Regions from separate parts of the Homo sapiens genome. Here region 1 is linked to region 2. A link is a contact called in ENCODE Hi-C data. All regions are on one chromosome and are shown on one strand. Each heading gives the region's core, a stretch centred on a gene start or an enhancer-like site at or near the end of the contact. The rest is flanking DNA. Distances are from core to core; before and after follow the strand shown. Region 1 holds the start of HCFC2 (host cell factor C2). Region 2 holds the start of NOPCHAP1 (NOP protein chaperone 1).

Region 1 (4,304 bases), core at 1,484-3,983, 920 kb after region 2:
GAGGGTAACAATTTCTAAAACACTAAAGCAGTGGTTTTCAAAGTATAGCCTAGGGGCCAGGCATGGTGATTTTCCAAATGTGGAAAGTTTTATTCAAAGTTGTGAATATGTCAGTTGATACCAATGCCAACTATCCCTCTGTGAGTCCTGCAGTACTTAATACTTAAGAATTTGCGGCACAGCACGGTGGCTCACGTCGGCTAATCCCAGCACTTTGGGAGGCCCAGGTGGGTGGATCACCTGAGGTCAGGAGTTCAAGACCAGCCTGGCCAACATGGTGAAAACCCGTCTCTACTAAAAATACAAAAATTAGCTGGGCATGGTGGCGCGTGCCTGTAGTCACAGCTACTCAGGAGGCTGAGGCAGGAGAATTGCTTGAACCCAGGAGACGGAGGTTGCAGTGAGCCGAGATTGCGCGGCTGCAGTCCAGCCTGGGTGACAGAGCAAGACTCTGTCTCTAAACAAACAAACCAGGAGCATCAGCAGCTGGGAACCTGGTAGAAATGCAAATGCTCATGGCCTTCCTCTGACTCAGAAACTCTCTGGGTAGGACCCAGCAATCTGTGTTTTCACAGGTTCTCCAGGCGCTCCTGTTGCAGGCTAAAGTTTCTACTGCATTAAGATACAAAAACCTAAATATATAACATGTACAACTGATGCTACGTAACAGATATCTTGATGTTATAAATGTTGCACTGGGTATGGGAAAAAGACTTGCCAGGAAACTTTGGGTTTTAAGTGAAGTGGAAACATTTTCTATAAAGCTATAAAATGTGAAGTTTACATTACTTGAATAATATTACTTGAATAATAGTTTACTTGAATAATACATTACTTGAATAATATTAAAATGTGTTAAACAATGTTAGTAATGTTGCAATCTTTTGAAAAATTATGAACAATATCATTATTAAAGCCTCAGAATGAAACAATATTAAATACACTTACTTGTAACTCATATAACTCATTGCTGTATCTTCCATATTCAACCATTCCCCCAAATACTAATATTCTGGTACCATCACAGACAAATCCATGGGCAGCACAGCCTGGAGGGATATCTCCTCTAACAGCTGGCAGAAACCACTGATTCGTAGCTAGTTGCCAAAATAAAATGAAAACCGATTATAACAAACAACGGTTATCATATACTATCAGCAAATATATATCATCAATATCAGTGGGTCTCAACTGGGGATGATTCTGCCCCCCAGAAGACATTTGGTAATGTCTGGTGACATTTTTAGTTGTCACAACTGGAGGGGGCTGTTACTGGCATCTAGTAGGTAGAGGCAGGGATGCTGCCAAACATCTTACAATGTACAGGGCAATACAGGGCAGCTTCCCCCAACCTCAACAAAGAATTACCTGGCCCAAAAGGTCGAGAGTGCTGCTGTTGAAAAACCCTGATCTGTATCATTTAATTCTTACAAAACGCCCTGCTGGGTGAGTATAAAAATCTCTATTTTACAACTGAAAATTGTGAGGCTTAAAAAGGTTTGGTAACTTTAGCGCTGATCCTGGGCAACCGGCAGAGCAAGATTCAAATCAGGTCTAATTTGTTCCAAAGCCAGGGATTTTACACTAAGACCAAAGTGTCAGTAACTTTTTACCTTCATATGCTGGGGCGCTGGGAGGAGGAGAGGGTGAAAAAAATAAAACTTCTCAGACTCCACTATTTTGTTAACCTTCAAATTATTCCTGTGATTAAGTTGTTTGATCAAAGAAAAGTTATCGGTCATGAAGTAGACCCAAAATTCCATCACTGTCTTTACACCAAACAGATTTCTTGTGACAGCCTGAGCATTTACAAGGGGAAAAAAAAATTAAATCCAGTTTCCTTTCTATTCCACAGAGGTCCTCAAAGATAGGGGCTCCCTGCCCAGGGGCACTTGTGATCTGCAGTGGTGCTCAAGTTATGACAGTCCTCTTTCCGAGGGCCAGTCCAGAAGGGCGTCCACACCGAGTATGCAGACACAAGGCCGCCTCACCACGTCCCCGCCGCTTTAGAGCGCGGCTCACGGAGGGGCTCTTGACCGTTACCTGCCAAACACCGGGTTGTATTTGAGGCGAGAGTGCCAGAAGGCCTCTCGTTTTCCCTCCTCACCCCCTAGATGGTCTTCCTCCTAAGGAAGGAAGGCAGGCAAAGACGGGAAAGGCCCTAAGGAACTTTGGTTTGGAGTGGGTTTTGTTTTTTGACAGAGGCGAGATTTCGGGGAGTGGCCCAGGCGGTTGGACATGGTCTTCTGTCGCCTGCGTCCGCCTGTCGGGCTGGGGTGGGGGCGTCCGGGATCCCCCGCCTGAAGGCCGGTGCGCCCCGCTCGGGGTCCGTTGCGCCCCAAGGGCCCCGGAGATCCTGAGCTGCGGTCCGGGACAGAGCTGCCGGACCCGGGCTGCCCGGCTGAGCCGCGCTCCCCGCCGCCCGCCCAAGGAAGCAGTGACCGGGCGGTGACAGCTGTCAGGGCCGCGGCCGCCGCCTCGCCTCCCCTCCCCCTCCGCAGCTCCAGCAGGCGGGGCCGACGAGCCGCCGCCGCGCCTACCCGTGTTGTAGACGTGCAGCTCATCCGCGATGCCCTCATTTCCCCCTCCAAAGATGATCATCAGCTCCCGGATGGCCACCGCTCGGTGTCCGTGCCGGGCGCGGGGGACCGGCCCCGTGAAGGAAGAAACTCGCCTCCAGTTGAGGAGGCTGGGAGCCGCCATCTTCCCAACCCCCGCCCCTCTGCCCACAATGCACCGCTCCCGCCTCAACCGGCTGCTCCCTGGGGAGGGCGGGGACCCGCCTCCAGCTGTGCTGGGGTCACGTGGCCGCGGGCGCCGGCGGCCAGGCTGGAGGCCCGCGGGCAGTGGAGAGACGCTGGGGAAGGGGGGTCCTGACAGGGGAGCCCCGCCCCCACCCCAGGCGACTTGGCCAGCGGCCACCCGGAGCAACGCACCTTAGGGTGGAAGGACGCTTCCCACTGACCACGTCTCCCATCCCCACCCAGAGCCTCCCGTTCGGTATTTTGGGAAGAAGCCACAGCATCTTCCTTTACGTCCACTTTAATTGAGCATCTAGGATGTGTGGGCGAGGCAGTCTCACAAGCAACGTGAGAGAAGCTCGGGTAGAGGTTCGAAGAGCTGGGAGCGCAGGGCGGGGACCTCGCACGGGAGGGTGCGGGCGGGAGCCTGCCTCGCGAGCCCGGGCCACGGCGGCTGCTCCCGACCGTGACTGGGACCCGGGCAGGGAAGGTCGCTACAAAGCCTGCCGGGCGAACCGAAGGCAGCTTTGTGCGGAGCCATGCCAGGAAGCTTGGGAACCGTGAGCCACAAGAGGTATTTTTGGTTTGTTTGGCTTAAGCAGAGGAGAGATGGTTTTCTAGGTTTCTGTTTCATTGCTAGCTAACAAGTGAGGGCTGTCCACAGCCTGGCATGCCCTAAGTGCCTCATGTGTATTAACTCATGTAATCCATCCAGCAATCCAGTGTGGTGGCTCCTGTTATCTCCCTTTCATGGACGGGGAAATGAGGCACAGTGCAGTAAGGTAATTTTCTGATGGACACAAAGGAGAGGTGTTGAAAAAAAAGACTGGGGCCAGGATTCCAACACAGGGCTTCTGATTCCAGAACCCCCAAGCCCTTATATCATATACCATACTGCCTCTGATAGCAGTCATATCCAACCATTATACCATACTGCCTCTGGTAGCAGTCATACGCAACTCTTTATTTTTATTTATTTATTTTAGATAGGGTCTGGCTCTGTTGCCGGAATGCAGTGGCGCGATCAGAGCTCACTGCAAGCTCGAGCTCCTGGGCTCCAGTGATCCTCCTGCCTTGGCCTCCCAAAGTGCTGGAACTACAGGCATGAGCCACCGCACCCAGCCAATGCAACACTTAATAAGGCCTAGCTGCCCTGTGATTTGGTCCTACACATAATCACACAAGTCCATTAGGAATAAAACTGCACTGCATATGGGATTCATGCCAAATGAGTAGATTTTAGCCACTCTTGCCACAGAGACACAAAAAGGGTTGGTGGTAACTATATGAGATGATGGATATGTTAATATGCTTCACTATAGTAACCTTGTGACTGCCTGTTTCAGCTGTCCCCAACCTTTTTGGCACTAGGGACCGGTTTCATGGAAGACAATTTTTCCACGGACTTGGCAGGGGAGTGGGTGGTATGGACTTGGCAAGGGGATGGGGGCTATGGTTTTGGCATGAAACTGTTCCACCTCAGATCATCAGGCATAAGATTCTCATAGGGAGTACACAATTTAGATCCCTCCTATGGGCAGTTCACAGTAGGGTTCGAGCTCC
Region 2 (4,211 bases), core at 1,149-3,648:
ATAAAGTCTGAGTGTGGGACATACTTATGAATGTGCAGTACAGCAATACTACAGAATAATAAAGAGAACTGGCCATTATGCTGTATTCTAAGTAATATTTATCATTTAAATAATTGTGTCCAATTCAATGGGATGTGGTTGTGGTTTTCCATCCATATATATTAAGTTTGAGGCTCAGTAACCTCTAAATAAATTTGCCATGGAGATTAACAATTGTTTTTGACTTCCCAAAATTCAACCCACAAGCAATTTTTCACGAAAAAGTTACCCTCTTAAAGTAGAGAAATAATGTAAGAAGTTCCATTCTGTGTACTGACTTTATCATGTAAATCCCAAGTAGGACTTGTTCCACTGGACTATCTGTGGTTTGATACCTGACAATGAAGGCAGAGACCGTCCCACAGCTTAATCAGACAAAACTCAGCATTAGAGAGGGTGAGAGAGGGGAAGAGGTACTTACAGGGACTCCTCTCTATCCGAACTGTTTGAAGAGTGGAGGTCTTTCTGGACTTAGGTTGGGAGTTGATGAGCAACCTGTCCCATATACCTGAAAATACAGACACACAAACACCCTTAATTTACTACAGCATAAAAAAACAAAGGCCCATCAGTAAGCCTCTCACATGACCAGTCTTAAGACTTGACTGTCCACACTCCCCCAAAATTTTTTTTTTAAAGGAGAACTCCAAGCTCCATTACAACATTTTAATTCTTTATGTACAGCCAGCCACCTCTCCTTTCTTACATCTGTCTCATTCACCTCTATCACCAATGGCAGGTAATAAATGCACACCAATCTGCACTTTTCTGGATCAGAAATTCATTAGCAGACAAACGTGGGTCTGCAATGACAGAACGGAGGAAACAGTACAGAGCATAACAATGGTTAAGTGAAGCCAGAAATGGTTACTAGTTGTGTAACACTGGGCAACTTACCTGATCTTCAAGCATTTGTTTCTTCATTAGTAAAACATGCTTGCCTGGTATTTCCCCTTCCCTGAAGACGTTCAACCCAAGGAAAGCAGCCTTTTGGGGATTTTGTCACCCACTCTACCTTTCCAGCCTCATTTCTCACTACTCAAATCATCCCAACTCTCTATCCCATCAGAGTTCCAAGAGGGGAACGTACAAAACTCAAGGCTTTGCACACCCTATTTCTAATACCCGGAAAATCCCTTAACTCTCTGGTTAAAAAACAAATCCTGTTCACCTGCAAAGCAGAGCCGCAACAAACATCCATTGAATGCCTACTACTTAAGGCCTACTGGATTCGTGATCAGAGCACAGAGTCTGGAGCCAGACTACTTGAATTCAAGTCCCAGTTTTGCTACTTTCTAGCCACATGATCTCCAGAAGGTAAATTACCTGTATGATAAATCATGTCTCAGGTTCCTCAACTATAAAACAGAGATAACAGATTTTCTGCAAAGGGTTGTTGTGAGGATTAGATGAGTTAGTTTCTGGGGCATACATAGTAAGGACTACATAAGCTTTGGTTATCATTATTATACTTCCTTCGGAATCTCTGGGTTCTCACAAAACCTTTTCTTCAAGCTAGTATTTACTGACAACATGCCCAAGCCTTTTTAGGCATTCTCCTCCTCACAAAAATTCTACAGGCATTACTACTATCACCATTTTCCAAATGCAAAAACTGAGGCTTAGGGAATGAAAATAACTCTAAGTCCCACCAGTTAATTACTAGTGGAGCTGGGATTCGAACTCGTGCTTTTAAATTCTACCTATAGTGTCTGAAATGCTGTGTGGATTTCCTGGATGCATGTCTCCCTCTACAAGACAGCAGCACTAAGGGGTGGTCTGTGTGGGTGTGAAAGAGGTAGGGACTGTTAGCATAATATTACTCCGCTTCCCCCTATCAGCCAACTGCTCCGACCCAGGCAGCCAAACCAAAAGCCCTCCCTTCCCCAAAAGAACTCGAGAGCTTCCCAGCTTCCAGGGCAGGGCAGATGCCTGGCAGCGGCGCCTGGCAGGGTGGGCGCTCACTACCTTGCAGAATATAAGAACCACTAGCTGGGGAAACCATTCCGGGCCCGCAGCCGGGTGCCCGCCCCAAAGCCCCCACCCCTGCCGCGGGCAGGGCACGCCGGAGCCCCGCAGCAGTCCCCGGGGCTCCCCTCGAGGGTACGGAGCCCGGGCAGGGAGCCACCGGCCGGCTCCCAAACTGCACCGGCCGCGCCTCCTCTGCCGCACGTGTGCGGCCCATGCCGCCGTCACCCGTCCGTCACCTCCGCGGCCGTCGCTTCCCGCCGTCAGCAGCTCCTTGGACACTGGGACTCCTGAGGAATCCCGGGTGGGCGACGAACAACTCGGGCTAGCCTTGGGCTTGCCATGGACCTCCATGCTTCCCTCAAGCCTGCACTCTCAGGCCCGGATGCAGGAAAAAGGCTCGGGTAAGGGGGCGGGGAGAGGGCCGCGATTGGAGGAAACTGCGGTGGGCGGAGTAAGGAGCGGAGAGAGAGGCGGGGCGAGCGTGGTGCAGCCTGGAGGCTGCGCGGGAGCAGGGGCCATTCCTACTCCTGGGAAAAAGAAAGGTTCAGACACTGTCATAGGAAAAAACAGCGGGCAAGGCTCGATTTCGCCAAATTCGGGCATAAAGAGCATAACATTAGGCTTCCCTCCTCTTTATCCTTTTTTATTAAATTTTTTTTTAATTGGTGAAAAAACACGTAACAAAATCTACCATCTTAACCATTTTTAGTTGTACAATTCAGTGGTGGCAGACCTCTAGATCATTTTCATCTTGCAAAACTGAAACCTTATACCCATTTACCCCTACTCCAGTCCCTTGGTAACCACCATTCTACTTTCTTCTTTGTTTCTTTCTTTTTGAAACAGCCTTGCTCTGTCGCCCAGGCTGGTGCCTCAGCCTCCCAAGTAGCTAAGATTACAGGTGCACACTACCACGCCCGGCTAATTTTTGTATTTTTGTATAGAGACGGGTTTTCACCATGTTGGCCGGGCTGATCTTGATTTCCTGACCTCGGGAGATCCACCCACCTTGGCCTCCCAAAGTGCTGGGATTACAGGCGTGAGCCATCATGCCCAGCTACCATCGTTCTACTTTCTGTTACTATGAGCTTGACTACTTCAGATACATTATGTAGGTGGAATCATACAGTACTTGCCTTTTTGTTACTAATTTCACTTAAAATAATACCCTCAAGGTTTAGACATGTTGTAGCACATAACAGGATTCTCTTCTTTTTTAAGCCTGAATAATATGCCATTGTATGTATATACCACATTTTCTTACCATTGATCTCTCAACAGGCGTGCTGGTTGCTTCCACCTCGTGGTCATTGTGAACGCTGCTGCAATGAACATGGTGGTACAAATATCTCTTAGAGACCCTGCTTTTCAATGCTTTGGGATACATACCCAGACATGGGATTACTGGATAATAGGGTAATTCTACTTTTTAGGTTTTTGTGAAGCCTCCGTATAGTTTTTCATAGTGGCTGCACCATTTTACATTCCCACAGTGCACAAGAGTTCCAATTTCTCCACATCCTTGTCAATATTTCCTTTTTCTGTTTGGTTGCTTCTTTCTTTTTGACAGTGAGCATCCCAGTGAGTGTGAAGTGATATCTTGAAGTTTTGGTTTGCATTTCTCTAATGATTTAGTGATGCTGAACACCTTTTCATGGGCTTGTTGGCCATTTATATATCTTCTTTGGAGAAATGACTATTCAACTCCTTTACCCATTTTTTAATCTGGTTATTTGTGTTTTTGTTGTTGAGTTGTAGGAGTTATTTATATATTCTGGATATTAACCCTTTATCGGATATATGATTTACAAATATTTTCTCCCATTCTGTAGGTTGCCTTTTCACTCTATTGCTTCCTTTCCTGTTTGTTCTTTTAACAGTCTTTATTGACCACCTGCAGTATGCCCAGACCCCTCTTATATAGGATTCAAAGCAGAAGCAGCAGAAACCTTGGACCAATCTTTTCTGCTTATTTCTGACAGTGCAGAGGCTCCAGAATCAGCCTGGAGTGGATTAAATCCAGTGTCATATTATTCATTTAGTAGCTGTGACTTTGGGCAGATCACTCCCTGAGCGTCTGTCCTTCTCTGCAGAATCAGGATAATAATACTTCATGGGGATGTTATAAGGAATAAAAGAGGAAAAGGAGTAAAATGTATGTAATGGCACTGGTGATACAGAATTATTGGGCTCCCAGCTAA

The links. A loop is a pair of places that touch in the nucleus more often than their neighbours do. Pooled maps may share reads with other maps.
Region 1: a pooled map shows a loop between it and region 2 (8-fold over the local background). The contact joins the promoter of HCFC2 here to the promoter of NOPCHAP1 in region 2. A Hi-C loop is called at or near these places in 6 of 50 pooled maps.

What each region holds. Positions count from the first base shown.
Region 1 is chr12:104,062,960-104,067,263 of GRCh38, reverse strand. It overlaps HCFC2 (host cell factor C2), which reads right to left and starts at 2,733. Exons shown (of 15, transcript NM_013320.3): 1 at 2,541-2,733; 2 at 949-1,097. The coding sequence starts at 2,703. It also overlaps a transcript of GLT8D2 not described here. RefSeq lists silencers at 2,357-2,496, 2,717-2,886, 2,868-3,037, 3,047-3,206.
Region 2 is chr12:104,984,503-104,988,713 of GRCh38, reverse strand. It overlaps NOPCHAP1 (NOP protein chaperone 1), which reads right to left and starts at 2,398. Exons shown (of 4, transcript NM_152318.3): 1 at 2,247-2,398; 2 at 461-547. The coding sequence starts at 2,361. LOC105369952 (a long non-coding RNA gene) reads left to right here and starts at 2,344. Exons shown (of 2, transcript XR_007063436.1): 1 at 2,344-2,411. RefSeq lists a silencer at 1,919-2,168 and enhancers at 1,721-2,231, 2,232-2,744.